Linked DNA regions of Homo sapiens: regions 1 and 3 are each linked to region 2. The links are chromatin loops, found by intact Hi-C in ENCODE. Cell type or tissue: PC-3. All regions are shown on one strand. Links, peaks and the distances in the headings refer to the core of each region. The heading gives the core; the rest is flanking DNA. Region 1 overlaps REEP3 (receptor accessory protein 3). Region 2 overlaps JMJD1C (jumonji domain containing 1C). Region 3 has its middle 110 kb from the start of REEP3.

Region 1 (10,522 bases), core at 1,411-9,410, 370 kb after region 2:
CAAAGTGCTGGGACTACAGGCGTCAGCCACGGTGCCTGGCCCCCGGAGTTTTTTTTCTATCAGTCTTTGCTTTCTCAGGAAGACCATGTGGTCCTACTATTATAAGGGCCAGTTCTTGACATTTAAATACTTACTGTATGTTTAAAGTATGCTGTCAAACCTACTATAAAGCAACAGTAGTATATAGGGGCTGTTATGTTCCCTAAAGAATGGAATTTTTCATTTACTAAGTCAGCCATAGCCTTGCCAGACACCTAGAGAATGAAGCATCTCTTTTGGTGGCTCGGTTAATGTCCTTTGTGGAAGGAGCCAGATGGAGTCGACTGTGTGAAGTTAGATAAGGCCTAGGTGCCTAAGAAGTGGGACCAAGACCAAGAGAAAGAAGGAAGTAGGATGACAGTTTGGTATGGGAACTAAGATAACCAGTAGGATGGCTGTGTAGTCCAGTCTATATTTGAATAGTCTTTTTTCCCATGCTAAAATCCCGAGAAATTCTGTGTGGTCCTGTTAAAAGGGAACTGTGTCTCTTACAAATGCTTATTATCCCAAATAAATCAATAGAACTTTAAATAATATAAAAAGTGAAGTATGAATTCTCAGCCAGTGTTGATGGAGAGAGTTATTTTGGGACTGAGAAGTCATTCCTTCCTAAATTCTGCTCCTGGGAACAGTTCCCTTAAGCAGTTCCTGATTTTTGCATCTTTAACACTTCTTTTAAATTAATTATCATCTAATTTTTTAACATATCTGTACTTTCCCATCTCTCAAGTTTCTTAGACTCTACTGAGGTCAGGGTTGAGATATATAAGGCTTCTCTGATTCAAGGGCACTGGGGAAGACCAGTGCAATGTTGCGACAGAGGTATCCATTTCTATATACAGTCGGCCCCATTTTAACTCACTGTAACACCAGATACATTTATATAATGTGAGGCTTTCTCCTTCAGAGCAACAGGATATTCTGTGAGGTATTTGGCAGTGATAATTAGAAACTGCAGGTAAACAATGTTGCTGCCAGTTCCGCATCTGAAAGTAGAACTCCCAAGTCATTGGTGTACTGGGGAGGTGCTGACAGTTAAAACCTGCTTAGATGGGCATGGGGGGAGAAGTACCCCAAAGTTGAGGGAGCTCACATCAATCCTAAGCTAACATATTCACCCCCAACACATGCCCCATCTTTTTAAAAAAAAAAAAAAAAAAAACTATTTTCAGCCACAGTCTCTAGTCACTTTGGATTTAACTTCAAATAGCTTTTTTTCAACCATGCCTCTAACTTGGCACAGCTCTGAGAAAAAATCCCGTAACCAAGCCATCTGGGTTGGATAAAACAGGGAGCTTTTCTATTTGATTTCTCACATTTTGTTCCTCTTTGTTTTTAATGATGGAGTGGGGGGGGAATCATTATGAAGTAACCAAATTATTGGATAAGTTAGTGAATCGGGAATAGATCTTTTCAACTCTATACTGTCTCTAAAAAAATCTGTATCAGAGGATCTCTCTGTTGTCTCTGAAATGTGGTGTAGAATGAATGTTTTGGGTGAATTGACTTGAGTGGGTAACAAGTAATGGTCAGAAAATAAAGTTCTCATTGGGTGGTCTGAAATTCAGCAGTGTTTATTTCTTTTTAGACTCAGCAGAGATTTTTTTTTTCCAGTGAAGCATATTTTAACATGTTATGCTCTGGATTTACTTAGTATGGTTTTAAGTGAATCATTAGGCATGTGTGATTTTTCATTTTTTCTTAAAGACCAGCATTAATAGCTTCATAATTCAAAGAGTCTGTAATTAAGAGAGTTTGAAGAGTTGTTTAAACTCTGTTAACTTTGAAAAAATAGGCTATTTTATATGTGATAAACTGCTGCTTGCAGTTCAGAGTTACTTGTTGGGATTGTGTATCAATTCAGACCTTAAAATGTAAGAGTGGAAGCCATCCTCTGTGCTTGCTTTCCAGGCACAGGGTGCTAGGTACTGAGAATATGAAGATGAACAAGGCACTTTTGATCCCTATTTGTTGTTACAGTCAAATGGCAGGGGTGGTTGTTACATAAACCAACCATATGGATATGTTACAAAGGAAAAGTACGGTACACAGAGATTATATATGATCTCTGGAAGGAGTCAGGGTAATTAGGAAAGGCTTTCTTTTGGAAGTAAAGAAATTTTATTTATACAAGGCAGTGAATAATATGTAATGTAATAAAATACTAGTAGTTATATATTAAATCAGACATTGTGCTGGTAATCACCTATTCTTATCCTTCTATGTTATACTAATCCCCCCATGAAAGCTTTGTGGGTGTAGGAAAACCTTGACATCAAGGTTTATGACTATCTCATGTCAAAGGTTTTGTTTGTAGTAGGCCCTAAGTAATGTTTATCAAATTAATATATCACATTTTTTCTTTTTATTATACAAGTGTAAATTATTACAATTATAACATTTAACTTTATCATTGCTATCATAATGTCTCACTGGTCATAGCATAACAAGTTATATAAAGGTATCATTTAAGAAAAATACTTTGAAGTTAATATGCCATTACTGCTATTATCTATGGCTCTTATAAATCTACAGCAGTGTACCTCCAACCATACCATATTTCCTTGTATACTTGGGGCCTGGGTATTGTTCTCAATTTCTGTGATGGAAATCCTGAGGATCATTTTACAATTGCAGCTTACTTTTTGTTTGCTTTATTTGTTTATCCTGGGATCTAAATCAATTTCATAAAAGTTTTCTCTAAGAATGTAAATCATAGAATCTTGTTTTATTGAAAATGTTAAGAGATCATGAAATGAAGCTAACTCTTCATTTGGCATTAGGGTAGGTAAATGCATACCTATTAAATGAAGCATGGTTTTCTTGATAGTAAATTTAGCCTAGGAGTATGTTCATTTTACAGTATTCACTCCAGCTTTAAATATCCTCTAATTCCTTTGAGAGAGTGAAGCTAAGAACTCTATCACATGACCGTCTGGATTTCTGAAATGCTAAGTCTTTATAAAAGCCTTATGGATTTGAGTAATAATAAAGCAAGTGCTGGCTTGTTAAGTAGGCTAATCTGATCCATGCACTATATAAATCAGAATGTAATTTTAAATACTATGACTTTATATCGCAGATGACTCCATATTCTTCAAAAGAACTTGCCTAATTATAAGAGCATATTTCCTTGGAAAATCAATTTCTTTTGATTTTTAAATGACTTTAAGATTCCATTTGAGGATTATTTTACTTATATATTTTTATTTTAAATGAAAATATTCATCACATTTCTTTAGTCACAAAAAATATAGTAGGTAAAGTGCTCCAGTAGTGAAAATGATTGCCATTTCATTGTGACCACTTTCAAGAGAAGTTTATTACCAAATAATTAGAAAAAAAATGGAAATTATAATCTCACTTGTTAAGTTAACCCAGTTCATTCGTTCTTTTTTTAAAAAATTAATTTTTTATGGTAGGGGTAGAGATGGGGTCTTGCTGTGTTGCCCAGGCTGGTCTGGAACTCCTGTGCTCAAGCAATCCTCCCACCTAAACCTCCCAAAGTGCTGGGATTAAAAGCATGAGCCACGACACCCGGCTTATTAATTCTTTTAATAAGTATTTTTGAGCTTCTGTTTTGTGCCAGGTACTGTACAAGGCATTAGATACACTCTTGGCAAAGAAAACAAAGTAAGCAAAATAAAACATCAAACATCTTTGTTTATAGAGTTTTCCTACTGACGTTTATGCATGTTTTTTTTTTTTTTGCATTTTATTCACTGGCCTCCCACTCAGAATATATTTACTTGAAATATTGTGCCTATTTCTAACAAGTTCATTTATCTGATTTCTTGGCCTATTGAAAGTAGAAGAGGATTGCTGCTGAAACCATGTAGACTGAATGCAGATGATAGCTAACAAATTCACACAGACTTCACACTTGCCAAGGGATCACAATAATAATTTAAAATGGTATTCCTCTAGCTCTGCCTCTGTCTGCTGCATGAGAACATCAATCCTTCCTACCCTTCATTTCTTTCCAAAATACTTCCCTGAGGATATCTCAACCACAGTTGCTTAAAATGTGGTCCCCTTCTCCATTTCTCAATCATTGTAGCACTGTCACGACCAGTCCGGGCATTAGCCCTGCCACAGATGGCAGCTAATAGTACTATGACCAGTGCCTAACTAATTCTGGAACCACTGCTGCTGTGGCCTTGCTCTCTCATTATTACAGAGATTAGTGTAACCTCTTATACTGCGGTAGGCTAAGCCGCTATGATCATAGTATGTAACAATAATGCAATGACTGAAGAACTATAGAAATCTATTTCTTTTTCACATAAAAGTCCTGGTTAGGTGCTCATTTCATCAAGAAGTTCTCCCCACACAACTATTAATATTTGAAAACTCAGATTCTACCCATCTTCAACACATAGCTTCCAAGGGTGCTCTGCTCCCTGCCATCCCAGCCAGTAGGAAGGAAGAGCAAGTGGAAGAGACACCCCCACTTCTCAAAAGCCTCACCTCATATTCTTTTGGTGAGAACTCAACAGATTCCTCATCTACCTGCAAAGAGGGGCTGAGGAACCCAGGCCCTGGCTCAGCCATTTTCTAGCCACACTCTGTCATTCTACCTTTTATGGACAGCAGTACATCATATCCATACTTCTCTTGTTTCATTGTCCTAGACTTTTCATACTTGTTTCATTGTCCTAGACCTTTCATTATAGCCCTTGCACCAGCACCCAGAACTGGTGAAGGCACCATTGGTCATAGTCTGTTCCAGGTCTTCCCTAGACAGCTCCCTTTCCCATCCTTAAAAACATCTTTTCTAAACATTTACTGCTGTTGTGAAATCCACTCACCTTCCCACTCATGTCCAGCCTTAACAGCTAATATGCCGCCTACTGCAGAGTAAAGGTAGAGGGCCTAACCCATGAACCCTTCAACTCTCTTCTGGACACAGCCACTCTTTTCTTCCTTTCTATCTGTCCCAGAGGAAGAGGTATCCCTGCTTCTTTCTTGAGCCCACTCTTTTCCCTCTGTGTTCCTAATCTTATTCTTGTCTATCTCATCCAGGATCTTGTTCCATTAAATATTCCTGCTTTCTCATAATTTGAATCTCATTATCTCTCCAGTATAACGTTAAATCCTTGAGAACATAAACATGCTTTCGTGTTGCTTCATGCTATTTTTTATTCCTTCTCCTTAAAAAAAAAAGATATCTTAAAAGATTAATTTATATGTACTCATCATGTTTTTACCTCCTATCTACTTTCTAGCCTTTTGCAGTTCTTACCAAAAGGAACACATTAAGCTATGTGCATTCCCACATTCATTCACCAATCCATCAACATACATTTATTTACACCTTTTATGCCAGGCACAGATGATTCATCAGTGATCAAAATAAAAGTCTTTGTCATCATGGGGTTTACATTCTACTAGGGAAAAAGCAGAGGAAGAGGGGAAAGCAAATATTTGTTAGATGTGCTTATGATATGTGATACATGCTAAAGAGAAAAATAAAGCAGAATAAGGAAGTTAGGATTTTGATATTTTAAAGAGGGTAGTCAGGAAACGCCTCTCTGATAGGAGATATTCGAACACAGACCTGAAGCAAGTGAGCAAGCTCTTCACATGGATAACTGGGGGAAATGCATTTTAGACAAGGAAACAGCATGCAAAAGGCCTCGAGGCAGGAGCATATCAGCACATACCAGGGCCAGTAAAAGAGCAGGTGTGGCTGAAGCAGAACAGAACAGGAGGTGCAGTAGCAGGTGAGGGCAGAGAGATTGCTGGAGCCACGTAGATACACAGGGCTTTCCAGGCTATAGTAAGCAATGATTGGGAACCATGGGAGGGGTTTGAGCAGAGGAATGGCATGATTTGGCTTCTGTTTTAAGTAGGCACCCTGACTGTTGTATGCAGAATAGAGTCAAAAAAATGGAGTGACCAGTTAGGATGCCACTGAAATAATCCAGACAGGAGGTGATGGTCATTTGAGCTGACGAGGTAATGAAAAATGATTTCTATTCTGGGTGTTTCAAAGGGCTAACAGGTTTAGTAGTGCTGGAACCTTCTATTTTCCCCTCCAGTGGAGCTTTTCCTCCACTCTCCATACTTCTCTGCCCGGCTGCTTATGGCCCAGGAGACTGGTCTATACAGGCTGGATCATCTCTGGCCTCCTTTGGGTTTGGCCCATGAGAGGCCCCTGCACAAGATCAGAAGACAGGAAAAGCATGAGGTCACAATATTTGTTCTCCTAGCCCCCTCACTGCCACCACCAGTTAGCTGTGACCGTGGCTCTCACCTGCTTACCATCTTTGGGTTCCAGGAAGCCTTTTCCTCCCCTACCTCCTTCTCACCTAGATATAATACCAGTTCCTGCAGTGGCTTGCTCAGGGGCACGCCACTATACTTTATTGGTGTTCTTGAACCTTGCACACAGATTTATAAATAATCCCTTTAGTAAGCTTTCCTCCAAATATTGGGATTTTGACCCATACTGGGAGCTAGGACGTCTAATGTACTAAGAACAGCAGAACATCTTTTTTTTTTTTTTTTTTTTTTTTTTGGAAACGGAGTCTTGCTCTGTTGCCCATGTTGGAGTATAGTGTCATGATCTCACCTCACTGCAGCTTCCACCTCCTGGGTTCAAGCGATTCTCCTGCCTCAGCCTCCCAAGTAGCTGGGATTACAGACACGCACTACCATGCCCGGCTAATTTTTGTATTTTTAGTAGAGAGGGGGTTTCACCATGTTGGCCAGGCTGGTCTGGAACTCCTGACCTCAAGTGATCCGCCCACCTCAGCCTCCCAAAGTGCCAAGATTACAGGCGTGAGCCACCGCACCTGGCCCAGAACATCTTTTTAAATTAGGGACGGGATCTCATTATATTGCCCAGGCTGGCCTCGAATTCCTGGGCCAAAGCAGTTCTCCACCTCAGCTTCCCATGTAGCTTGAACTACAGGTGCACTCACGCATTTTAAAAATCATGGTTATTTACTTGTTTTTCTGCCCAGTGAAATGTTGAATCCTTGAGAATGGAACTATCATGTTTATGTTTCTATTCCCATGCCATGAGGCAGGTAGGATTTGCTTACAGTTGAATCAGTGAGTGTTATTTTTAATGTTGCCACCTGAGTCCTCAAGAATTGACTAAATTATGTTTTACATGAAAGATTAATGAAAAGGAGGGTATATGTGCATGTGTCCCCATCTTAGTGCTTATAGGTGTAAACTTCACCTTGTTGGATAATTAAGTTCTCTGGGATCAAGGAAATTTTTTTTTTTTCCTTGACTTGTGTATAGTTATCGACTAGGCTACATAGAAGGGAGGTGCAGAATATTCAGGCAATTCCTATGTTATGTGAGCCTCCTATAATACAAGCCCCCTTTCTGAAAATGAACTGTCATCTGGGTTGAAATTGTGCACCACTGGGAATGGGGGACTTGTAGATTGACAAGGGCCAAAGGGACTTTTAAGGAAATATTGGGTATAGCTTTCTCATTATTCATTGTTCTTGTGAAGATATCTAAACAACAGTTTGTTGATTTTACCAATTGTTTCCGAACTGGAAAGAAATACGATTTGTTCTCACTTCCCCGATAATATATTTCTATCAATAAAGTTAGTAACCTTTTTTCCCAGTAGCTTAAAAGGTGATTTGTGATTTATTAAAGTCACTTGATAAATTACTGACTTCTATTTACATATTTTAACAGCAATTCTTTATATTATATTTGGTTACATATGTTTATAAGATAGTGTATTGGTTTCCTTTCAATTTTTTGGTATTAATACTACATTCTGTTATCAATGTTTTTTGTTGATCTAAAGAATATTTCCTTTATCTTCACATACATTTAGGTTTTGTGTTTTTGTTTTTGTTTTTTTTTTTTTTGACCTTGACTTCTTTCTGCTATTTCTTTTGAGCAAAACCTTAAACAGCAGGCTGAATGGCCTTGAGGTGTAGTTTTAATAAAAGCATCACTGAGTAATCATTTGGTATAAACTCCCAACCAAATACATTAATGGAAAAAAAGAAAGCAATATATTTTCAAGGTTAACTTTCTTTATGGTTGCTTCCATGAATAATACATGGTCATTGAATTTATTTAATTTTTGCCTGTATTCAACTATATTTAAGGTTCATATTTCTGATGAGAACAAAAAAAATCATAGGTTCAAGAGACCAAATTGTCAAAGAATTTATTAATTAAAGACAAATTAAAGCCATGGGGTTTGCATATGTAGAACTGTAGTCAATTCACCAGGAAAATGCCTAGAAATACCCTATTGATTAGATAGTTTGCTGTTGGGTATTTAACTAAAAGTTGAAGCCTTTTCTCTCTCTTTTATTTTTGACACTATTAAATATTCTCACAACCTAAACAGATAATTTTTACTTTCTTAGGAAAAAACATATATTTTAAAGCACATATTTATTTTGTGAGTTTTAAAATTAATTTGATGACTTCATCTGAAAATTGAATAAGCACTTAACTGAAGCACAGCTACTTTTGAAATCTTCAGAATGTGCAGCAGCTCTAATTCATTCCACAATTCGTCATTCAGGGAATGTCAGCAAATGGCTACCGTCTGTACAGTCCTTTTGCCTCTACTCAACCCTATTAACAAGTAAATTAAAACAATTTGTGGAGCATTACTTATAGTTGTTATCCCCTTGGAAGATCACAACCATCAACACAGTTGTAAAATAATGAAAACGTGAAATAATGAAAAATAGAAAGTAGTTACTTAAATGCTTTTATTTTTCTGTGAATTTATTAAATTTTCTGTGAAGTGAGCCATATTTCACTTAAGCCTCCACTTTCCTGGGAAAGGAGGTGATAATATGTACACTGAGGTCTCTGTGCTGAGTACTGGAGAGGGAGAGAGCCAGGAAATCCTAGAGAACTGGAGAGACTGGTCTGATGGCAGCCGCTTGTTTAAAAAGCTGCATCCTTTGGGCTTCAAGGTGGACTGTTCCTCCTTCAGCCATTTCCTAGTGCAGTGATCTTGAGCAACTTATTGATTTTGGCCCTTTGTAAAATGAGAGGAGTTCACCATATTACTTATTTTCAAACCCTTCTCATAGAACACAAGGGTTTCTTAGAGTCTCCCCAAGAGTCTAGGGCAGTATAAATGAGAGACTCAGCCAGAACAGTTTCTCTTGTAATGTATTTACAGGGTTTTTTGTTTTTTGTTTTCGGTAAAGGGTTGTTTAGTTTAAAAAAGCATGATGATTCCCCAAATCCCTGCTAGCTTAACAAAAAAGCACACGGTTCAGTTTGTAGTCATTTTTTCCTTCGTTTCTTTTTAGGAGGGAGGCCTATAGTCAGGATTGACTCTAAAAGATAACCTTATGGGCCGGGCGCGGTGGCTCATGCCTGTAATCCCAGCACTTTGGGAGGCTGAGGCAGGCAGATTGTCTGAGGTCAGGAGTTCGAGACCAGTCTGGCCAACATGGTGAAACCCCGTCTCTACTAAAAATACAAAAAAATTAGCCAGGCATGGTGGCGTGCGCCTGTAATCCCAGCTACTCAGGAGGCTGAGGCAGGAGAATTGCTTGAACTAGAAAGGTGGAAGTTGCAGTAAGCCGAGATTGCACCACTGCACTCCACCCTGGGCGACAGAGCAAGACTCTGTCTCAAAAAACAAAAACAAAAACAAAAACCTTATGAATACAGCTGAGAAGTGAAAGTACTAAATTAGTGTTTGGATTTGGAAGGACTGAGGGAATGAACTCATACAAGAGCATCATTTCCTCTTTTAGAAACAGGTAGGGAGGGGCCGGGCGCGGTGGCTCACGCCTGTAATCCCAGCACTTCGGGAGGCCGAGGCGGGTATTCATATTTCACATTACAATTGCTTCAGAAGTTATTCATGGCTATTTTCTATTGGGTTGTTCATGTAAATAGACAATTGAAAAAGCTATTTGAGTTATCATTTTATATTGCCTGCGAAATACCCAAACAAGCATCTGTATTAAAACTAATAGGTCAATTTCCCAGTTATATATAAGGACCTAAATTTTTTTGTCACTCATGAGGTGAGAACAAGGAAAGTGGTAGTCATCCTTGGACCCTACATTGGGCAGTTTCTCACATCTTCTCTCTCTGCCTGGTATAATGGGTTAAGCAATTCCAGAGTCAGGCAACCTGGACAGAAATCCTACCCAAATGACTTCTCTTTTACCTCTCTGTGCCACTGTTTTCTTATCGATGATGGAATTAATTATATTTCCTACTTTGTAAAGGTTGTTACAGGGATTAAATGAATTAATTTATGTTATATGTTTATCAACGTAATTCCTCGCCCCCTGGTTGGCATGGCATTGTGTATTTGCTGTTATTACTACACAGAAAAGCAGAGATTTTAATCGTACGTGAAACTCCAGTGCACTTGAGAGACAAGAAACTCTGTGTACTGAGGTCGATGAAAAAATATAAATTTGGGAGAATTAACTCAGAAAACATTAATCTGGCATGCTTCTATGAGAAGGATAGGTCCCAAGAGAAGGCAGAGTGC
Region 2 (10,522 bases), core at 1,771-9,770:
CTAAATCACCACCCCCAACTGTGATCTCACTTAACTTCAGAAAGCTGTCAAAAAAGATGACATTAAGATGTTAAAAACACCCATGTGAGGCAGAGGTTGCAGTGAGCCGAGATCACGCCACTGTACTCTAGCTTGGGTGACAGAGCAAGACTCTGTCTCAAAAAAAAAAAAAAAAAAAAAAAACCCCACAAAAAAACAAAAAAACCACCCATGTTCACTGTAGCATTATTCACCACAGCCAAGAGGTGAAAGCAACCCAAATGTCCACTGACAGATGAATGGAGAAAGAAAATAGGGCACATACATACAGTGGAATATTATACAGCCTTAAATAAGAAGAAGATCATGTCACATGTTGCAACATGGATGAACCTCAAGAATATTGTAGTAAGCTAAATAAGCCAGTAACAAAAGGATAAATATTCTATCATTCTACTCATAGAAAGTATCTAAAGTCATGAAAACCATAGAAACAGAAGAAAGGTGGTTGCCAAGGGCTGGCAGGGAAGGGGAGTTAGTGTTTAATGGCTATAGTTTCAGTTTTACAAGATGAAAAAGTTCTAGAGACCTGCTGCACAACAATGTGAACACACTTAACACTACTGAACTGTACACTTAAAAATATTTAAGATGGCACATTTAATATTATGTATGTATGTGTTTTTTAACCACAAAAACAAGGTGTTAAAAAGAGATTCTAGGGGATACTTGATGAGCATCCTAGGATGTACGAAGGACAAGGTTGTCTCCTCGGAGTTTAAAAGTGATATCAATTTTTCCATTTTTTATACCGGGGCTAGTATTGCTCTCAATAACCATTTTTTAGTGTAAAAATGAATTTGCTATAGAAACTACATGGCTCATGAATGAACAAGAGCCTTATACCGCTACCTTTAGCAATACTGTGTTAGGCAGACAAAATCTCAGCTGCAGCTTTACCCTCAAATACTGGGAATCTGTAACCTTGAGCACCCTTAAGGGAACAAGGGGGTTAAATAGTCAAACACTGTACTATACCATTAATATACAAACATACATCTGGAGAATATAACAATTTGTTTTTAAGAACAATTTGATAATATATATCAAAAGCCTTACAATTTTATAAAAATTTTAGAAATTTCACTTCTGGGAATTTGGCTGAGCAAAATAATTATGTATAATTTGTATTATATATATTATAATTATTGCATAATTATAATTATGTATAATTTTGTGTAATAATTTTTATACCAAAAATTAGCCGGGCGCGGTGGCTCACACCTGTAATCCCAGCACTTTGGGAGGCCGAGACAGACGGATCACAAGGTCAGGAGTTCAAGACCAGCCTGACCAACATGGTAAAACTCCGTCTCTACTAAAAATACAAAAATCTGCCAGGCATGGTGGCAGGCACCTGTAATCCCAGCTACTCAGGAGGCTGAGGCAGAAGAATTGCTTGAACCTGGGAGGCAGAGGTTGCAGTGACCCAAGATCATGTCACTGCATCTAGCCTAAGCAACAGAATGAGACTCCATCTCAAAAAAAAAAAAAAAGAAAAAGAAAATATACCAAAAATTTAAATCTATAATAAATAAATATTACAATCTAAAAAGTTTTACTTCTTTAAATTAATTCTTTTTATAAGTAGGCTTTTCTGACGTTTCAGCTCCCACTCTTGAGGTTACTAAGTGTATGGAAAAACAACCGAAAAATTCTAACATATTTTATAATAGGAAATGACCTAAAAAATAGATGGAATATTGAAAAAGCACCTGTACATGTTCATTAATATATACTGCTATGTGGCAAACTACAGTGTAACTTACCCTCCTTAATGAAGCTTCAGCATTAACTGCATTTTCTGGGTGAACCCACTTAGAAGAAGGCAAACCAAGTCCTGAGTATGCATGTGTTCCATTTGGATACTGCCAAATAATTGGATAAAGTCCAAGCTGATTATATGAAGCAGAAGGATGGGCTTGTCCAAGAAGATGAGGTGACTGGTGCTGTAACAACTGTTGTTGTTGCTGGTGTGCTAGCGCTAAGTGGCTCAAGCTGCTGGCATGAGCACTCTCTAGTCGTGGGTGGCCACCAAGTAAGGAGGCAGTAGGCACTCCAGGTAACACAGTGGGAAGTAAATGAGGGTGATGAACAGCATGGTGTGGACCACTAGTCAGAGGATGAGTGTTAATGGTAGGTAATGGAGTTTGACTAGATGATCCGGCTAGTAAATGGGGTGCAGGAGTTAAGGCAGGATGATGGGTACCTGGATTTAAACAGGTTCTATGAGATGAGGAGTGAAGAGGAAAAGGATGCTGGCTTAGGAAAGGTGAAATATGATTAGCTCCTGTTTCTGACCCAATAAGTGCAGGATCTCTGTAAACTGTAAAATGCTCATTTTTATCAATGATAAGAGGACTCTTTGTAGTTTCTAATGTACTGCTTCGAGTAGGAATTGGATGAAAACTGCATCTTGATAGCTCATGTTCTATCTTATTTGCCAATCTTCTTTCACCAGTAGCTTGGCTGTTCACATAAGTGGCCTTAGACTTTACAGAATCAGGAGAATGAGTTATTTTGGGTTTAACAACTTCAGGTGATGGGCTGGATTTTATCTTGTGAGTATCTACTGAAGTATTAAGTTTAGATTTTATAGTCTCTGGAGGTGGACTTCGCTTATGCAGCTTATCTTCCATGACAGAAACTGCACTTAAAGGAGAAATGTAAGAGACATACTTCTCTTTTTCCATGTTCAAGTGATCATTTCCTGAAGAAGCATTTGTAACACTTGATTGGGTTAGATCCACTTTAACTACATCACTGACCCAGCTCTGGTCAGAATCTTTTTTTGCTGTTTCCAAGAATTTTGCATTTGCAATAGAGTGTTTTGAATCACTAACATTAGGATCCATTTTCTGAAGTGTCTGAAGGCCAAAGGTACTTGAGTTTTCCTGAGCCACCTTTTCTAAATTAGTGTCATTTGTAATATCAATAACACATTTTGGTGTGGGTGGTCTGGATACAAACTTCTCCTTTGGTAGCAATTCCATGGTATGTGTTTTATCCATATTGCATTCCTGAGGAAGTAAATCATTAGAATTATGATCAGAAACTGTGGACTGTTCTGACGAATGAATAATCATATCTTCTTGAAGCTGAGTGTCAACAGACTTCCGCTTCTCTGCTTCTTCATGTTTTTTATCTTCCTGTATTTGATCCCAGGGAGGCTGGCTATTTTTTAGGGTCTCTTCTCCTGCCTTCTCATTATTATGGGGTTTTCCTTCTTCTCCATTTATTTTTGAAGTATTTTTATTTTTCAATTCATTCTCTGGCTTCTGTTCTGAGGAATTATCTATTATTCTCTTATTTGAATTTTCTGAGTCACTGCTCTCAGAAAAGTCTGAAACATTGTCAGTTCGAAGTCTTTTCATATTTAGTTTCTTTTCATCCTCCTCAGGTTTCCTTCTTTTATTCATCAAGTGTTTGTTTTTACCTTTAGGATTTTCTGTAGGATTAAAGAAAGAAGAGTCTTATTTTTCATACTAAATAAGCATATTTTAAAATGTATTTTTGTTTTATTTGTTTTCATTCCCTTAAAAAAAAAAGTGGGTCCTACCTCCTCGTGATATATAATCATATTTTTCCTCCTTCATCTTCTCTTCATCTGGTATACTGCTATCTGAGCCCTTCCTCTTATTTGGACGGATACTTCTTTGTTGCTGTTGCTGGTGTGTATTCTGTTTTGGTACAGCAGCTTGGGAGTTCATTGCTGGTCTGGGACTATTTGCTTGGGCACGTGTATAATGGCTCTAAAAATAACCAATTAACAGTAATTGTTTACTACCTGGTTTCTACTAGCCTAAGGAAAAATATTTTACAGAAATTCATCCCTAATAACATACATACGTGAACAGCGTTGACGTTTTGATTGGCACGAGACCTGCGTCGTGATGTAATGCCAATATTTTCACCTTTTAACAAAGAGTGAACAACATCATCTAGAAAGGTCATTTGAACCATAGAAGGATCGACATTCTGTGGTTCTAGTACCTAATCCATGATACAAAACAAAAACAAAAATTAAATAGAATGAGCTAATCAAATATTTGGTATAATTTCTTTACTCAGTAGAAATGTTTAGAAATCAGCTTGGGATCCCTAATTTATAAGATGCTGTTATAATAATTTGTTTTATTCACTTAAGACAAAATTACCTTTTTAACCTTCTGAAACTCACCATTTCAACTGCTAACCAAGAATTAAAAAGCAAATATATTTACTGCAAGTACATCTTGAAAAACAAGGGTATTAATCAAGAATACAGATGCCAACAATTCTTAAATTACTTTTTATTTTTAAATAGAAAGTAATTTTCAAAAAGCAGTTGTAAAATAAAACTCAGAGGTAGACTTTAGGGAGTAGAAAAAGACAAAAATTGTGCAAATGAATAATTTTAAAAATGTGGTTAAAACTATTTTAACAATTCAAGGCAGTTTTGTGCTTTTCTGAGAGGTAAAAGTTTGTCACTGTTTTAGGGAAAAAATCAAATGCAATGAAACAGTAACACTTACTTAGCATTTTAACTACATTTTAACCAAAGTATTTGAATTGTGTATAAAGGCGCTCTATCAGATAATCTCCACAATACAATCAGGCAGGAAGGTATAAATATCTATTTTTTCTACATAAACAACAGCTTTAAAAATGAGTATTTTTTGTATTAAGTTAAAAAAAAAATTTGAAATCTCAAGACTTTCAGACTGGTACTTAAAACTCCATAGGAGCCGGGCGCGGTGGCTCACGTCTGTAATCCCAGCACTTTGGGAGGCTGAGGTGGGCAGATCACGAGGTCAGGAAATCGAGACCATCCTGGCTAACATGGCGAAACCCCGTATCTACTAAAAATACAAAAAAATAGCCGGGCGTGGTGGCGGGCGCCTGTAGTCACAGCTACTCGGGAGGCTGAGGCAGGAGAATGGTGTGAACCCAGGTGGTGGAGCTTACAGTGAGCCGAGATCATGCCACTGCACTCCAGCCTGGGCGACAGAGCGAGACTCCAGCTCAAAAAACAAAAAACAAAAAACAAACAAAAACTCCATAGGAAACTTGTAATCCTTAAGATTCACCATAAAACTTAATTGAGCATACCAACACTGACATTTGATGTGAGAAGAAATGTACTGTGTGTTTAAGTTTTCACTGATGAAAAGAAATGATTTCGGAAATATTTTTATTACTGGAGGGACAGAAAAACTGAAACTCTGAGAAAGAAAATTTTAGCTCATCTAAGGATTTAAAAAAGACTAATCAATTAAAAGAGTTTAATGCCTCTATTTTAGGAACTGATTTTATCAGTGTTGAAATAAATTGAGCATTGCTGTCTCCCTATGACCTGAAATGACCTCTATGTAATATCAGATACATTTAAACTTACTAGAATTACACGACTAAAAACCCTAGAGATAAAAATTATTTAGTATCAAATTGTTGATGTATTTTGGGGGGCATGGATGATTTGAACTTTTAAAATCTCTATAAAAATATTAGTGGAACTATTTACCTGATCATTCATAACGATCATGGTGCGGGTGAAGAGATCATGATGAGTAATTATGCCAGTAAACCACTGGGTGGCAGAGTCTTGTCTATATACTCTCACTCTGTATCCATTTAAGGAATAAGGACCTTAAAAAAAACACAAGAAACAGAAACATCTTAAATGGAGACATCTTCATTTAATAACTGCCTTTTAGAAGAAACATGAGCTAGTGTATAATAGTAATATATCCAACTATCAGTTTTCAAAAAAATGTTTTAGAAGTAAATATCCTTTCAAATGAATCATTCTGAAGTTACTATATACACTGCACTAGACCCACATACTTCCTGATTCAATAGAAATAAAATACTTTAAGAGAGAAGGAAGGTTTCTAGGATCACGAGTTAATAAGAGAACAGTTCAAAATGCAAAGTTATAGTAGTGTAGAATGCAGTAAGGTTATGAAGCTACTTAGTAAGATTGCAGTAGATGACTACATGGTTGAAACAGAAAGATTAACTTGCAACTTGATGTTTGTTTGAGTCTTCTAGTTGCCAAAACTTTACCATAAACAACTATAAATTTTGATTTGCTATCACAGCCAGAAAAAGTTGCTAAAAGTCTTAAAAAAGAGATTGGCTAAGTGAATGTATACATATAGCACTAAAAATTTTTAACGAAATATGGTACACTTTTGTGCTAAACTCACTTTTTCAAAGGATATTCTTGTATAGATATCCATTAGAAAATAATAAAAAATATTAAACATATTTATCTGCAGATATTCAGATATGCCTAATAAAACAAGTCACTCTACAGAAGAGGATACTGAGATGAAAACGATCTTTAATTCACAGGTATTAAAATGGTATCAAATACTTTAACAAAGAACTGTAAGGGAAAAAACTGCTGTACCTTAATAATTTACAAAGTGCTTTCAAAATTTTCAAGTGCTTATTTAATTCTCTCTCCTAAGTATTGTTAGCCCTTTTACAAAAATCAAGAAAGTGAGAGGTTGACAGATTAGGTAAAATTTTAAGTCAAAGATCTGGGACTGAATTTATTTTTCTGATATTCCTTCTTCTACAGTTGTAACAGATTCAACAATCCTTTGCCAGCTTTAAATATATATATATAAATCAATGAACTGTAGAAAGTATTCCATATGACCTGTAAATTAAATACTTTCATCTAGAGAAAAGTGAAGATGTTGACTGGCTATAATTTAAGGGAGGTGATGCGTAAACACTGTTTAGTAGCCATATCCATTATATGAACTTCAGTCTTTTCTAACTATTGAAGAATAAGACTCCATATTATTTTTTCTAAATAATATAGGACATGCTTATAGAGTAACTCCAAATATGATCAGTTTTCAATTCCCATTAACAAACAGTTTACACTGGTTTGTTCCCACTACTTAACATAGCTTAGAGTCAGCCTCACACAATTCTGCATAGAATGAATAGGGACTATACTGCCCCTTAATCTTTTCTCCTCTAAGGATACAATGCAGAAACAAAATATTATTTTTTAAAAATTTGCCTGGTTTCTTCAACAAATAAATTGCAAGGAAAGGGAAAAAAAGAGCAACAATGGGGATGTACCAAATAATCACAATGTGTGGACCTTTTCTGAATCCCTTGATTTTTAAAAAATAAATCAAACCTGTTAAAATCTTCGACGTTTATAAGACAAATGAAAACTTGAAATACCTAGTATTTTAAATTTAAAAACAATTACTTTTTTCAGAATAATGTTCCAGCATTGTTTTGTTCAAAAAAATGGATAGAATAGGGTGATGTCTGAAATTTGATAGAAGGGGGTATGGATAGCACAGGATCAGCCAAGATTTGATAGTTGTTGGGGCTGGGAGAGAGGTGAATGAAAGTTCACTGAAATATTCTGTTTTTGTATGTGTTTGAAATTCTCCACAGAAAAGTTTAAAGAATATTTAGCCTAGGAAGAATTAAATATGTAGATGATCCACTACTGTACATACCCATATAAAGCAAACAGCTTTGGGATTCTCTCTTGACACTTAATGGCATGGAAGTTGACGGTTGAGATAGATATGGGAATTTAACAACAAAATTCCATTCACAAAGACATTCAACAACAGTTCATGCCATATTGTCTCACTTTCCATTCAATTTCCAAAAAGCTTGTATTTACAATACATGATTTTACTGACAGAAATGGAAATTGCTAAAAATCGTCAAACCCCACTGGTTTGAAGGTCACACGTTGTAACATACTAAACAAAGGAAACAAAAGACTAGTAATTTCTGAAAAAGGTGCACTGAAATAGGCCACTTTTACCAGATACGAAGAACATTCTTCAAAGGAAATCAATTGTGGCTGTGGGCAACCCTCTACTGCAAACAATGCTTCCTTCTCCAGGAAAGACACACCTAAAGAATTCCATAATATGCAGTTTTCTGTCAACAAAACACCTGTGTAGCTGTAATTTCATGACAGGCATTCAGTTCAAATAAAGTTAATACACTTGTGAAATTATCAACTTTCTATCAAAATTATTATCACTCTGCTATTATTTTCCTGGATGTATATAACTCAAAATATTGGACTGGGCCTTCTATTTATATTGCACACAATTGAATAACCAAAAACAAATATGATAAGTTGCCTAGATCCAAAAAAATTTAATGCATAACTTCAAAATAGTTACCTTGCATAAAAATCTCCTGAACCTTTTGTTCCTTTACCCAGACTTTCACTTCCTCATGAAGCTGCGGGTTGTCCCTGAGAACTGGGTTTAGGCTGTCTATGTCGTCCTAGAATTATAGATTAAAAGAAAGGTCCATGTTACGCTCTCCTACCATTAATGTTACCGACTTTCCCTCCTATACGTTCTAAGGACTGAATAAAATTCCTTTGATCTAAATGTATGCAAAAACACAAATTCATGAGTTATAGTTCATTGGCAATTGTGTAACAAAAGAGCATAAGAAATTAATCTGTGGTAAGATTTGACCTTTGACAACAATGTCCTAAAGTCAAAATTTGAAATTAATGTGTTTTCTAACTTTTAAAGTATAGCCTTATTCAAGTCATCTTTTTAAGGGATTCACTATTGGAAGCAATATACAAATGAAATAACATCAGGTCATTTAAAGGTGTTGGCAAAAGAACTGAGGTGAACATTTGAATGACAATAGATACATACACAGATGACTTACTGACCTTCCCATAATACTTAACCTCTAGACTTTGAAACTACTTTTATTCTGTCCTGATTTAAATGTCATCAAATTCAGTTCTACTCACAGTCATCTGACCAGTAATTTTGCTGCTAAAAATTTTATTTCTTGAAACTAGCGCCAAAGCATCCAGACAATTAAAATTACATTATTGATGGTATTACTCTCATAACAGGCTGGATCTAGACATAGAAACAACCAATTCTCTCTCATTGGAGATGTGAATCATACAGTCACGTGATTTCCCACAATTTGCTGGTCTCCCACTGGACTCTGATATTCTGTTCTCTCTCTCTCTCTCTCAAAGTACCTCTGCTGCTCCTGCATTTGAGATCAGCTGCAGGGACACTAGAGTAGCTGAGAAGAATAACAAACCAGCACTGTCAAATGGCAACTATTTTTAAAGTGGACAGGCAGGGCCGGGCGCGGTGGCTCACGCCTGTAATCCCAGCACTTTGGGAGGCTGAGGTGGGTGGATCACAAGGTCAGGAGATCGAGACCATCCTGGCTAACATGGTGAAACCCCATCTCTACTAAAAATACAAAAAAATATTAGCTGGGTGTGGTGGTGGGAGCCTGTAGTCCCAGCTACTGAGGATGCTGAGGCAGGAGAATGGTGTGAACCGGAAGGTGGCACTTGCAATGGGCCGAGATCACACCACTGCACTCCAGCCTGGGCGACAGTGAGACTCCGTCTTAAAAAAAAAAAAAAAGTGGACAGGCAGATCATGGAAACCCGTGAATAGAAAAGAGCTAAACTAAGTGAACTATATCTGATGAATAAAAAACAATTTGGCAACTTTGAAAAGCCAAAAGGTAGCTGAAGTGTAAAAAATAAAAAAGGACCCCTAATCAAGTAGGTCATACTTCACTCTTCTCCAAAGTCTATCCAGGTAAAGTGTTTCCTTCTCATACTGCTTTTTAAGGCACTACTCTGTATTTTTAGAATAGTATTGTGGTAAATATTCTATCTGATATGTACTTAAACATAGTGAAAGCCAACAGGCCAAAGTAAGGGCCTTTAAATTAATTATGTTCCTTGGAAAATACATAGAAGTACTGCTTTACAGCAGAAGAAAATACCAGAATGAAAAACTGTCATACAAATAAGTAGGCAAAATCTGTCATTTTGGGAGAAAGAAATGGGCATTAACATGTCTTTCTTTACTTTGCAAAGAAACTTTCTAGCAATCTCTTTTCTCTGCACCCCCTCAATAATACAGTACACACTTAGAAAGTCCTATCAGACTCTAACCCCCTTAATGCACACCAGCTGACAGTCTAGTCGATAACAAACAGAACATAGGAAACTTTTTGTTTTTGTTTTTTGAGACGGAGTTTTGCTCTTGTTGCCCAGGCTGGAGTGCAATGGCACGATCTCGGCTTACTGCAACCTCCACCTCCCAGGTTCAAGCAATTCTCCTGTCTCAGCCTCCTGAGTAGCTGGGGTTACAGGAGCATGCCATCATGCCTGGCTAATTTTTGTATTTTTAGTAGAGATGGGGTTTCATCATATTGGTTAGGCTGGTCTCAAACTCCTGACCTCAGGTGATCCACCTGCCTCAACCTCCCAAAGTGTTGGTATTACAGGCGTGAGCCACCACATCTGGCCCATAGAAAACTATTTTACAAGGAAAACCATTACTATTTTCAGATATCTCTGACAGCAAGTTCTTTTAAAATTTTTCTCACTTTAAAACTTCCTTACATAGCACTTCCGCCAGGGAGGTCCCCCATCTGCAGTCATGAGTCATTTCAAGTTTATCGATATTGTTAT
Region 3 (10,522 bases), core at 866-8,865, 420 kb after region 2:
AAATAACGACAGTTGTATGGTAGGACACAGAAATCCCAGCGGTAAAGTGTGATTGGGCTTAGCTATTATTGGAGTGTTAAAAGAGTACCGGGAATATATTTGGCTTGTCCTGTTCTGTCAGTTCTGTAGGCCGGTGGATTAAGCTGATAGAAATGCTTTTTGGTTGATTTAAACCAGATGCTCCGACTATTTTTGTCCCGTTTGCAGGCGCAGAAGCTCTGCATAAGGCAATACTGCCCCCCTCGGCCGACCGCCAACTGCAAGGCGTAGGAGACTGCTCTCCACTAGCCACCTCGGCCATAAAACCCTTTCAAGTCCCTATTATTATTCCAGGCACATTCCAAGGGGATTGAGTCACAGAGTTCACTTGGCTTTTCTCCTGCCCTGAACTGCCTGTACCAGGTGGAATACGACTCTCAACTTCAAATATGGAATCCAAAAGCAGTCAAAGAGCGCTTTAGAGCAAGCCCCAGATGCGAACTCTACTGCCACTTCTCCCCCTCCCCCAACTGGGGTTTGCTGGCTGCGCAGCTGTAGTCCCACGCCAGCACTAAGGTCGCCTGGTCGACAAATGAGGGTTTTCTTTGGGGCATCCTGTAGAGCTGTCCTATTTTCTCTACCACTTTGAGAAGCCCCAAGGGCTGCTTGGCGGCGAGGCACAGACTGGGCTGAAAACTTTTCCGTTGGGCAGTGCGTCCCGGAGACCCAGGAGGCCCAGGCCGGGAGCCCAGGGGGCTGGAGGTTCTGCTGGCTTTTAAGTCTGCTAGGAGGGAAAACTCCCAGCCCCTCCCACGCGTCCTCCCAGACTCGCCGGCCGCCTGCCCCGGGCGGGGAACGCGCACATCTGGCGGCCCAGGAGCCACATCTGATGCACTAACCCCCGCACCCAGATGTCCAAGAGGCCGGGGGAGTCAAAGAACGCCAGGGGCGGGGCGACCGCGGCTGCGGCTCCTCCCTCGGGCAGAGGGAGTCCAGATGCGAGGGACGCCCTCCAGAGCCGAGCTGGGCCGGCCGGGCAGCTAGGGTGCTGGGAGGTTGCGGTGCAGGGTGGGTGGGTGCAGTGAGGCTGGAGCCACGCTGGGGGGGCTGGGCTGGCGGGGGGAGGCTGGAGCCGCGCCGGGGAGAGGGAGGCGGCGGTTGGGTGCTGGAGGGCGCTGGTGCCGTGCCAGTGGGCGGTGGCGCCTTACGCCACCCGCCCCACCCCCGTCACCGTGCCCGCCCCACTGCGTGGGATTTTACAACCTAGGTCCCCGGGAGGTGGTGGTGGAGGGAGGGGCGGCGGGGACGTTTCCGGGGCGGGGGAGGGGCGCACTGCTCCAGAACTGGACCGAGGGCGGGGCTCCCCTCTGCTTCTCCCCTCTGTTCCAGCGCTGAGACGCAGGCCTTTCCTGGCGCGAAGCGACTCGCCCCGGAGCTCCCCTGCACCGTCCTGGGTGTCAGGACGCGTCAACCCAGATGACCCGACCCGGAGATCCTGGATCCTCTGCCCTCTTCCCCCTACCAAGTCCTTAACCGGAGAGGGAGGAGCTACCAATGTCCTCCAGACGTTCTCCAAAGCCCGAGCTGCCGGGAGAAGCTTGCTCAAGGCGGGTGCGCCCCTCAGACGTTTGTTTGCACGCAGGGGTTTTGACGTTTCGCTAAGCAACAGCGTTTGCCAGGGAATCAGGGCTGTTTCGAAGAGCTTGCGTCTATTTGATGCTCCCATCTTGAACAAATCGTTTCCATTCGATTTGTTTAACCAAGGCGAGGGCGGACTATGTTGTTACTTAAAAGTTATTCTTCATCCAAGCTGTCCTCAGATTTTCATCTAAGGGTGTCATAACACCCCAGGTCGTTGCGCAAATGTTTTGTGACAATTTAGAAAACCAGAGGGGGGAAATATCCTTAGAGAAAAAATCATAACCAACAAGAAAATTATGTTAAATGATGTTGGTCCTTTTTCATCGGATGGTCCCAGTTGACACATAGTCTTTTACAAAACCAGTGACTATTCACAGTCTTCAATTTATGGCACATCTCCCGGTGGGGGCGAAGTGCATGAATGGGTCCCACCTTATTCACCAGCTGAAACTCTGAACAAGCCTTGGGGTTTCCTCTCCCAAAGACTGCCAGGCTTCACTAAGAATCAAAACAAAACAGGATACTAAATGCCTGCGGTAAGTTTTCAAATATGAGCTCTTCCATTGCTTATTTCTGTGAATTGTGGCAAATTGCATAATGTCTTTTGCCCCTGGTGCTGCTTAGAGACAGGGTCTCACTGTGTTGCGCAGGCTAAAGTACAATGGCACGATCCTAGCTCGTTGCAGCCTCAAACCCCTGGGCTCAGACTATCCTCTGGCCTCAGCCTCCCAACCAGCAAGGGTTACAGTCGCATGCCACCACACCTGGTTAATTTTTTATTTTTGTTTTTTAGAGATAGGGGACTCACTATGTTGCCCAGGCTCGCCTGAAATTCCTAGCCTCAAGCATTCCTCCCAGCTCAGCCTCCCAAAGTGTTGAGATTACAGGCGTGAGCCACCATGCCTGGCAAGCTTCATCATTTCTAAAATGTAACTGTATATTTTAGAGTAGCATAGGAGTGGTGTAAGGGTTAAGGATTAATGATACTGCAAATCAAGTGCTTAACACAAAGTTTAATGCATAGGAAGAACATAATTGTTATTATCAATGTGAGTAGACTGTTTACCACCAAAATGAAAGGTGTGGGCAATGGTAACTGGGTAGCCTCCAGAGATCCTTTTTTAAAAGGAGTATGAGTTTTAATACATTCGTTGAATGAATAAAACCCACAACACTCTAGGCACATCTCCAGTCCTTGCCCTGGCAGGGCTTTCAGTCTAACTAGAGGAAATTGGATGAAATGATAATGATGCATACCTAGTCTTTCGTCATACTGTGAAAGCCTTTTAAAACATGGATTTGACTTCTGGGTTTCCCATTATAACCACTTCCCAAAGAAGATTGTTCGTTCTTTCAGAAAATTTCACTAGGGTGATGATAAGGTATTAACAGATGTATGTTGAAAACATCCTCTTCCTTTTTCTGTGTAGCCCCTTCTTCCTTTGGAATTTTAGAAGAATCTGATCAAGGCAACCTCTGTATTAAGTGAAAATTTGGGAACTCAAAAATATATTAGATGCACAGAAAGTGCAATTCTGAAAAGGTCAGGGCTATTGCGTATAGAGGGGAGCTGCTGAAACTATAGGAGTCTTTTAAATTTTTCAGGCTCAGCTTCCTTTGCTTTAAAGTTAAAGAAGGGTTGGACTAGTTCTTCCTTCCTGCACTCAAACTCTTTGGTTTCAAAGGTAGCTGTGTCCAGGTATTTTCTGTGTATTCCAGAGCCCTGACCAGGAGGGGAAGGACTTTGAGAGGCTTTGGGCTTGACAAAATATCATGACCAAGTGTGGTGGCTCACACCTGAAATCCCAGACTTTGGGAGGCTGAGGCAGGAGGATCGCTTGAGCCCAGGAGTTTGAGACTAGTGTGGGCAACATAGTGAGACCCTGTCTCTTAATAAAAAAAAAAAAAAGGAGAAAGAGAAAAAAAAACCATGGAGTGAAGAGAGGCTAAGGAACTCAGACCAGTACTGAATTATAAAGCAAGGTAAAGTGTCTATAACCAGGTATATATTAACGTATTTCTTTCTTTTTTTTTTTTTTGAGACAAGAGTCGCGCCCTGTCACCAGACTGGAGTGCAGTGGCATGATCTTGGCTCACTGCAACCTCTGCTTCCCAGGTTCAAGTGATTCTCCTGCCTTGGCCTCCTAAGTAGCTGGGACTACAAGGCGCATGCCACCATGCCCAGCTAGTTTTTTGTTTTTTGTTTTTTTGTTTTGTTTTGTTTTGTTTTTTTTAAGTAGAAATGGGGTTTCACTATGTTGGCCAGGATGGTCTCGATCTCTTGACCTCGTGATCCGCCTGCCTCAGCCTCACAAAGTGCTGGGATTACAGACATGAGCCACCACGCCCAGTCGTATTTCTTTCCTTTTTTTTTTTTTTTTTTTTTGAGATAAAGTCTCACTCTGTCACCCAGGCTGGAGAGCAATGGCATGATCTCGGCTCACTGCAACCTCCACCCCCCGAGTTCAAGCAATTTTCCTGCCTCAGCCTCCCGAGTAGCTGGGACTGCAGGCGTGTGCCACCACGCCCAGCTAAATTTTGTATTTTTAGTAGAGACGAGATTTCACCATGTTGGCCAGGCTTGTCTCGAATTCCTGACCTTGTGATCCGCCCGCCTCAGCCTCCTAAAGTGCTGGGATTACAGGTGTGAGCCACGGTGCCCGGCCAACATATTTCAATATATATAGTGGATATATTAATATATACATTGGTATATATATTTTAAAAATAAGAGGTACCTATGTATTTATTTCTGGCTTATCTATAGTATAGATTCTGTATACACACAGATCACCCTGTGAGTCTTCCTAATACCTACAAAACAGGTAGAATTTTCTTCTTTTGTCTATGATCGTGGTCTGAAGGATGACTTTTCAGCAGCAGAAGGGACTGGAATGGAAGGTGTCCATAATTTTGGCTGGAAGAGAGAAGTGTGCCCTCTTGTGGGTCTCCTGTCATGTTCTCAGAAAGTTCCTCAGGATAGAGCTGTGGCCTTTGTGGTCAGGGCTCTAGTCCCATTTTACCTTCAGATGCCTCCTATGCAATTTTTTTCTCATCATCTTCCCTGAGAAATATTTCCCAAATAATAACACAGCTCCCTCATCTCCCTAAATTACCTCCCTCACACTCCACATCCAGTGGATCAGCCCTTCCTCTTAGGTCTAATTTTTTTTAAAACTTTTATAAGTTTAATATTGTCACTGTATGTTTACATATTCATTGGTACAATTTACATCATCTTCTCCATTTTTGCAAAGATAGCATGTACACAAAGATACATATTCAATAACTGAGAAACAAGTGAAACTTCTGATCTATACTTTCAGGTTTGTTCAATCATGATACTTCTGATAAGGATCATGGACATACCAGTTTTACCTCTCCCAGAATGACGTCGCCATTTTATCTTAAGAGTTTACTCTGGGTTTTATTGCAGAATACAAATTCCCTCAATCGCTTTTTTCTTGCAGGTTCCTTTTTCCATAATTTTTTTCTTTTAACCAGCCTTTCACCTCACCCAAAGGCCACAATGAAGTCGAAGAAACCTGTAGATGACAGCTTTCACAGTCTTTCTCTTGTCTTTTCATGTACTGAAGTATGTTAGAGATCTGACTGGCAGCTTCAGGACACTCGGAAGCAAGGGGGACACTCTATTAAGGATCGCTGAAGTATGCCCACATGTCAGGTTTCTCTCAGATGTGGTTAAGTCTGGAAGTGGAGGAAACAACTGGTGTCTAAATATGACTGAAACGTCCAGTGGACAATGCAGAAATAAGAGAGGCATTCTTGACACAGTTTCTGTATGCTGAAGATGCCAAAATATTCAAGAGCCATCGGATTCCTGAAGCTGCTCTCACTGCACCAGCAAAGGCAAAAGCAGCCATCCCTCTCAGCTCTAATTTATGGATATGGATGTATCCCAAACCCCATCCCTTCTTACTACCTCCTGCACTAGCAACTAGTCCAAACCACCATCATTTCTTGCCCAACCTGCTGCAATCACCTCTTAAGTATTTTCCCTGCTTCCACTCCTTCACCGTATATTTCATTCTCCACACAGCAGCCAAAGCGGTTTTTTTAAAAAATACAAATGAAATGTGCTCACTCTACTATTCAAAATCCTTTAGTAGTTTCTTTTCACACTTGGATAAAATCCACACTCCCTCACCACAACCTATATGACTGGACTCTTGCCTAATCTTCTCACCTCATCCTCTATCACTTTCTTCCCTGTTCATTCCTCTCCAGGAACTGGCCTTCTCACTGTTCCTCAGAAATATGAAGCGGACTACTGCTTTAGGGTCTTGCATTTGCTGTTTCCTCTGTTTTCAACCCCCAGACCGTCACATGGCTTTCTCTCTTACCTCACTCAGGTCTCTGCTCAAATGTTGCCTCAGAGAGGACTTCCCTCATCACCACCCCTAATATAAATGAAGCACCGTAGCCGTAGCCGTTCCCTAACCAATTGCCCTACTTTATTCACCTTCACATCTCTTATCAAATATCCTGTTTACCTGTTTACTTGATTATTGTTTGCTTTACCTCTAGAATGCATGTTCTATGAGTGTAGGGACTTGGTCAATCTTGTTCAACAAGGAACTTCCAGTCCAAAACTGTACCTGTCATAGAAAAGGCACCCAATAAATATGCAAATCAAACTACGGTCACTCAGTGACAGAGAAAGAATGAGAACAATTTAAATAGTGTGAGGAAGTGTGTTTACTATTTTGCTCAGTAAATGTATGCACTAGAACAAGTATGAGATGGGAGATGTGAATCTACTTTATCTCTTAGTTCCCCTGTGCTATTCACAGTATGATCAATGTGCCATGCTGGGTGTTTAAAGATGCTGACAGTTTGAACAGCATGGCCCTTACATGCAGAGAAGTTCCGTAATGAGTTTGAGTCCTGGATTCACCACGTTAGTGTCTGACCTTGGGGAAGTTACTTACGCTTTCAATGCCTCAGTTTCTTCATCCATGAAATGAGGCTAATAATAGTACTACCTCTATAGGATTGTTATAAGGATTAAATTAATAATATAAATATCTTAGAACAGTGCCTAGAACATAGTAAGCCATGTCTGAGTATTTTTAAAGCAAACCTATTTGGCTGTACTTGGTTCTCCCCTTTCTTGGGGACTTTATAACTTGAGTACTTATAAGATACTACTCTGCCCAGCACTTTGGGAGGCCGAGGTGGGTGGATCACGAGGTCAGGAGATTCAGACCATCCTGGCTAAAATGATGAAACCCCGTCTCTACTAAAACTACAAAAAAATTAGCCAGGTGTGGTGGCGGGCGCCTGTAGTCCCAGCTACTCGGGAGGCTGAGGCAGGAGAATGGCGTGAACCCAGGAGGCGGAGCTTGCAGTGAGCCAAGATCGCGCCACTGCACTCCAGCCTGGGCGATAGAGCGTGACTCCATCTAAAAAAAAAAAAGATGCTACTCTGAAGTGACTGGCATTGGAATTTTCATCATGCTTTTAGACCAGTAATTTTAGTTTTAGCACCAAGTACAATAATTATTTTATAACCATTGCTAGTCTAGCATTTTTGCTTAGCCATAAATTCCATTTAAGCCAAAATATCCCTAACTTTGCAAAAAACTGTACCTTCAGGGGACACCACCCAATTATAGTTGAAAAAAAGATGTTTCTTCCTTTTTAATTCTGTAGGCTTTTCTTGGCTGGCATTTCCATAACATAATATTGTTATTTGGTAGTTGAGTGTCAGTCAGCTCTACAGAAAAATAAATACCAGTGATCTTGCTAAACCTGTGTACCAAATCATTCCTGAACTAGGGGAGTGGGCCAGATAACCTTTGGAAGGCTTTTTAGCTCTGTTTTTCTGTGGTTTTCGTAAAATGAAAATAGCTCAGAAATTAGAGGTTCTAGATTTAGCACTATGTGAACTGGGCCGGGATGCTTTGTGAATCATGGACAATTGAAATAGTTTAAACTCAGCTTATTTGGAACAGATTAGGTCCATATTCGGGTTGAACAAGAATGAAACCTGTTTGAACTGTGGACAGGCTGTCAGCACCCTTCTAGGCTCAGCTTTTCACTTCTCTTTCTAGGGCCTTGACTCGTTCATATATAACTGTATGAATGCCTCTTTAGAAAGGACTGCAAACACCTCCAACTAGTGTTTGTGAAACCTCCTTGAGGTATTCTACATATGATTCAATAATAAACACCTTCTGCAGTCTTTACCTTAGTTATGGTCCCATAAGTCATGCATTTATTCATCCAGTAAATATTCCCTGAGGGCTTAATATGTGCTAGGAATTGTGCTAGTACTAGCCACTTAGTTGTCCAAGTTAGAAACTAGGAGTTGGGCCAGGCACAGTAGCTCACGCCTGTAATCCCAGCACTTTGGGAGGCCGAGGTGGGAGGATCACCTGAGGTCAGGAGTTCGAGACCAGCCTGGCCAACATGGTGAAACCCCGTCTCTAGTAAAATTACAAAAATTAGCTGGGTGTGGTGGTACATACCTGTAATCCTAGCTACTCGGGAGGCTGAGGCAGGAGAATCGCTTAAACCTGGGAGGCAGAGGCTGCAGTGAGCCAAGATCGTGCCACTGTACTCCAGCCTGGGCAACAGAGTGACTCCGTCTCAAAAAAAAGAAAAGAAAAAAGAAAAGAAAGAAAAAGAAACCTAGGCGTCGTCTTAAATATACCCCCCTCATTCACTCCCCACATTAGGTCAGCCACCAAACTGGTGCCAATACTACCTTCCAAATATCTCTTGAAGTTTTGTTCTCCTCTTCACTCGCTCCTGGTGCCACTATGTTGGTAAAAGTGGTGTAAGCCCAGCTACTGTAGAAAGCAGGGCACAAAGCAGTCTGCTAAGGAGGGGGAAGAGGAGGGGAAGATGGGACACAGTGAGATGCACTGTTATACTGTTTACTGTTGTGCAGTCATACAACAGGTCACTCAGCAGGCATGGGACGTCCCTGGAAGGGTTAACAAGGAAGAACTCCATCTTGGACTATTCCACATGAGAAAAAAGAGTGAGTGTGTCTTCCTGTCTCTCTCCTGGATCCATTTGCCATTGGTGAAGGTTTACCCCATGGAGAGATAAACACCCCTGAATTGGATTGTGTCATCTGGCCGCTTGGCGGCTCTCAGGAAGGCAGATCCCAAGCTCAAGGTGTGGTACTTGTTCCAACTTCAAAAGTAAAGCAACAGGCACTCTGGAGATCTCAGAAAGTACACAAGGTTTGTTTCTCAATATAAACGAAGACCTCAGAGTTTTTTCCTTCAGATTCTTGCAAACGCCTACTAAGAGGACTTTGTACCTCTCACTTACTCCCTTCTAATCCATTCTTTACACTGCACCTACGGTGATCTTTGCCAGACTCAAATCTTTCACTAGCTCTCCTTAAACTCCAGGATACACTCTAAGATCTCTCCTTGCCTGCTTTCCAGTCCTCTTATTAAAGAGAAGTTTTACCAATTGAATCAGATGGTCATTCCTCTCAAGTTCTTTGTTAGCATTTATTGGTTTCTTTTTATTTTTATTTTTGATACAGAGTCTTGCTGTGTCACCCAGGCTGGAGTGCAGTGGCACAATTTCAGCTCACTGCAACTTCTGCCTCCCGGGTTCAAGTGATTATTGTGCCTCAGCCTCCCAAGTAGCTGGTATTACAGGCACACACCACCACACCCGGCTAATTTTTGTATTTTTAGTGGAGATGGGGTTTCGCCATGTTGGCCAGGCTGGTCTTGAACTCCTGACCTCAGGTGATCCTCCCACCTCAACCTCCCATAGTGCTGGGATTATAGGCGTGAGCCACTGCACCCAGCCTATTGGTTTATTATTCAAAAGTAATATACTTACTATAGGAAATTTGGAAAATACAGAAAATATGAAAAAGGAAATAAAAATCACTTTCCTTGAGGAAAAAACTTCTATTAACATTTTGGAATATATCCTGGCCATATTTTTTCTATGAACATATGTACATGTTTTTGAAATCTCAGAGGCATATCTTAAATAAAAATTGTACTTTAACAGTTACTACACTGAAGTTAATACTCAACCAAAAGTGTGTCAAGACCACCCAAATGGTTCAATTTGATAAATGCACTTTACAATAATTTTTTTATTTTTTAATTTTATTTCTTTTCTACTTAAGCATGAAAAAAGGTATGTTTACATTTCAGAAATATAACACATTAAGAAGCCCTCTATAAACATAACCCTTTCCCAATATATTTTACTGCTTTGTTTTAAATACAATTACCTAATAATAAATAAACTTAGATAACAATCTAAAAATCGTAATTGCAACTGTTAACATTTGCTTTGTTATATTGGAAGAGAAAATTTAAAGTTATAATAAACTGTTTGCTACATCATAGCCTAAAACTAGACAAAATTTGTCCTATATTAATTGAGCTTAACAAAAATTGTTTATTTTGTGATTCTATAAATACCAATATAATATTTTTACTCTATTATAAGTAAATTGATGTATTAGCATCACAAATTACTGTTTTCTCCCAGTCAGCCTATGAAATATGAACTTTCCATGGTAGTTGATAAAAATACTGTGTTTAAAAAAAAAAAATCACACGGTCAAGACTAGAATTTGAAAACAATAGCAGGAGCTGATATTTAAAATCACCAAGACCTATTAAAACGACAACAGCATATTTAAACAAAAAAATTAAGCTACTAAATAATGAATGCTTGTATAGTCATAATGAAATTAGAGTAAATCTATATTAATATCATGAAAACACATCAAGTTTCTATTAGAGGAACAGAATCAACACTATCCTAACTTTTCTAAGAATTATTTTGAATATAAAACTTTTAGAGCCAGGCGCGGTGGCTCACGCCTGTAATCCCAGCACTTTTGGGAGGCTGAGGCGGGCGGATCACGAGGTCAGGA

The links. Hi-C counts contacts between places; a loop is a spot of excess contacts. Peaks named below come from ENCODE experiments on the same cell type or tissue, not always from the same donor. Only the 100,000 strongest peaks of a DNase experiment are listed, where the experiment ranks them.
Region 1: a loop joins it to region 2, with 1.9 times the contacts of the local background. A loop is called at or near these places in 2 of 110 quality-filtered maps.
Region 3: it touches region 2 in a loop (7-fold over the local background); 72 of 110 quality-filtered maps call a loop at or near these places.

The regions. Positions count from the first base shown.
Region 1 is chr10:63,583,250-63,593,771 of GRCh38, forward strand. All of the region lies in intron 2 of REEP3 (receptor accessory protein 3), which reads left to right. It overlaps LOC105378329 (a long non-coding RNA gene), which reads right to left. Exons shown (of 4, transcript XR_001747467.3): 4 at 8,533-8,619. Among named protein-coding and RNA genes, the nearest start is that of REEP3, 67 kb to the left of the region's middle. RefSeq lists a silencer at 5,560-5,854. In PC-3, for the core only: no CTCF peak of the experiment used is centred there; a DNase peak (open chromatin) is centred at 5,392; H3K4me3 peaks cover 331 bases; H3K27ac peaks cover 1,404 bases.
Region 2 is chr10:63,211,665-63,222,186 of GRCh38, forward strand. JMJD1C (jumonji domain containing 1C) reads right to left here. Exons shown (of 26, transcript NM_032776.3): 4 at 8,214-8,319; 5 at 5,543-5,667; 6 at 3,889-4,032; 7 at 3,599-3,791; 8 at 1,809-3,487. It also overlaps the pseudogene TATDN1P1. Among named protein-coding and RNA genes, the nearest start is that of NRBF2, 84 kb to the left of the region's middle. In PC-3, for the core only: CTCF peaks have their summits at 5,610 (motif pointing right) and 5,813; a DNase peak (open chromatin) is centred at 5,617.
Region 3 is chr10:63,629,324-63,639,845 of GRCh38, forward strand. It overlaps the pseudogene MRPL35P2. Among named protein-coding and RNA genes, the nearest start is that of REEP3, 110 kb to the left of the region's middle. RefSeq lists enhancers at 293-472, 483-532 and silencers at 1,003-1,332, 7,746-7,845. In PC-3, for the core only: a CTCF peak has its summit at 4,574 (motif pointing left); DNase peaks (open chromatin) are centred at 1,008, 1,118, 1,578, 4,568 and 1 weaker place; H3K4me3 peaks cover 1,736 bases; H3K27ac peaks cover 2,896 bases.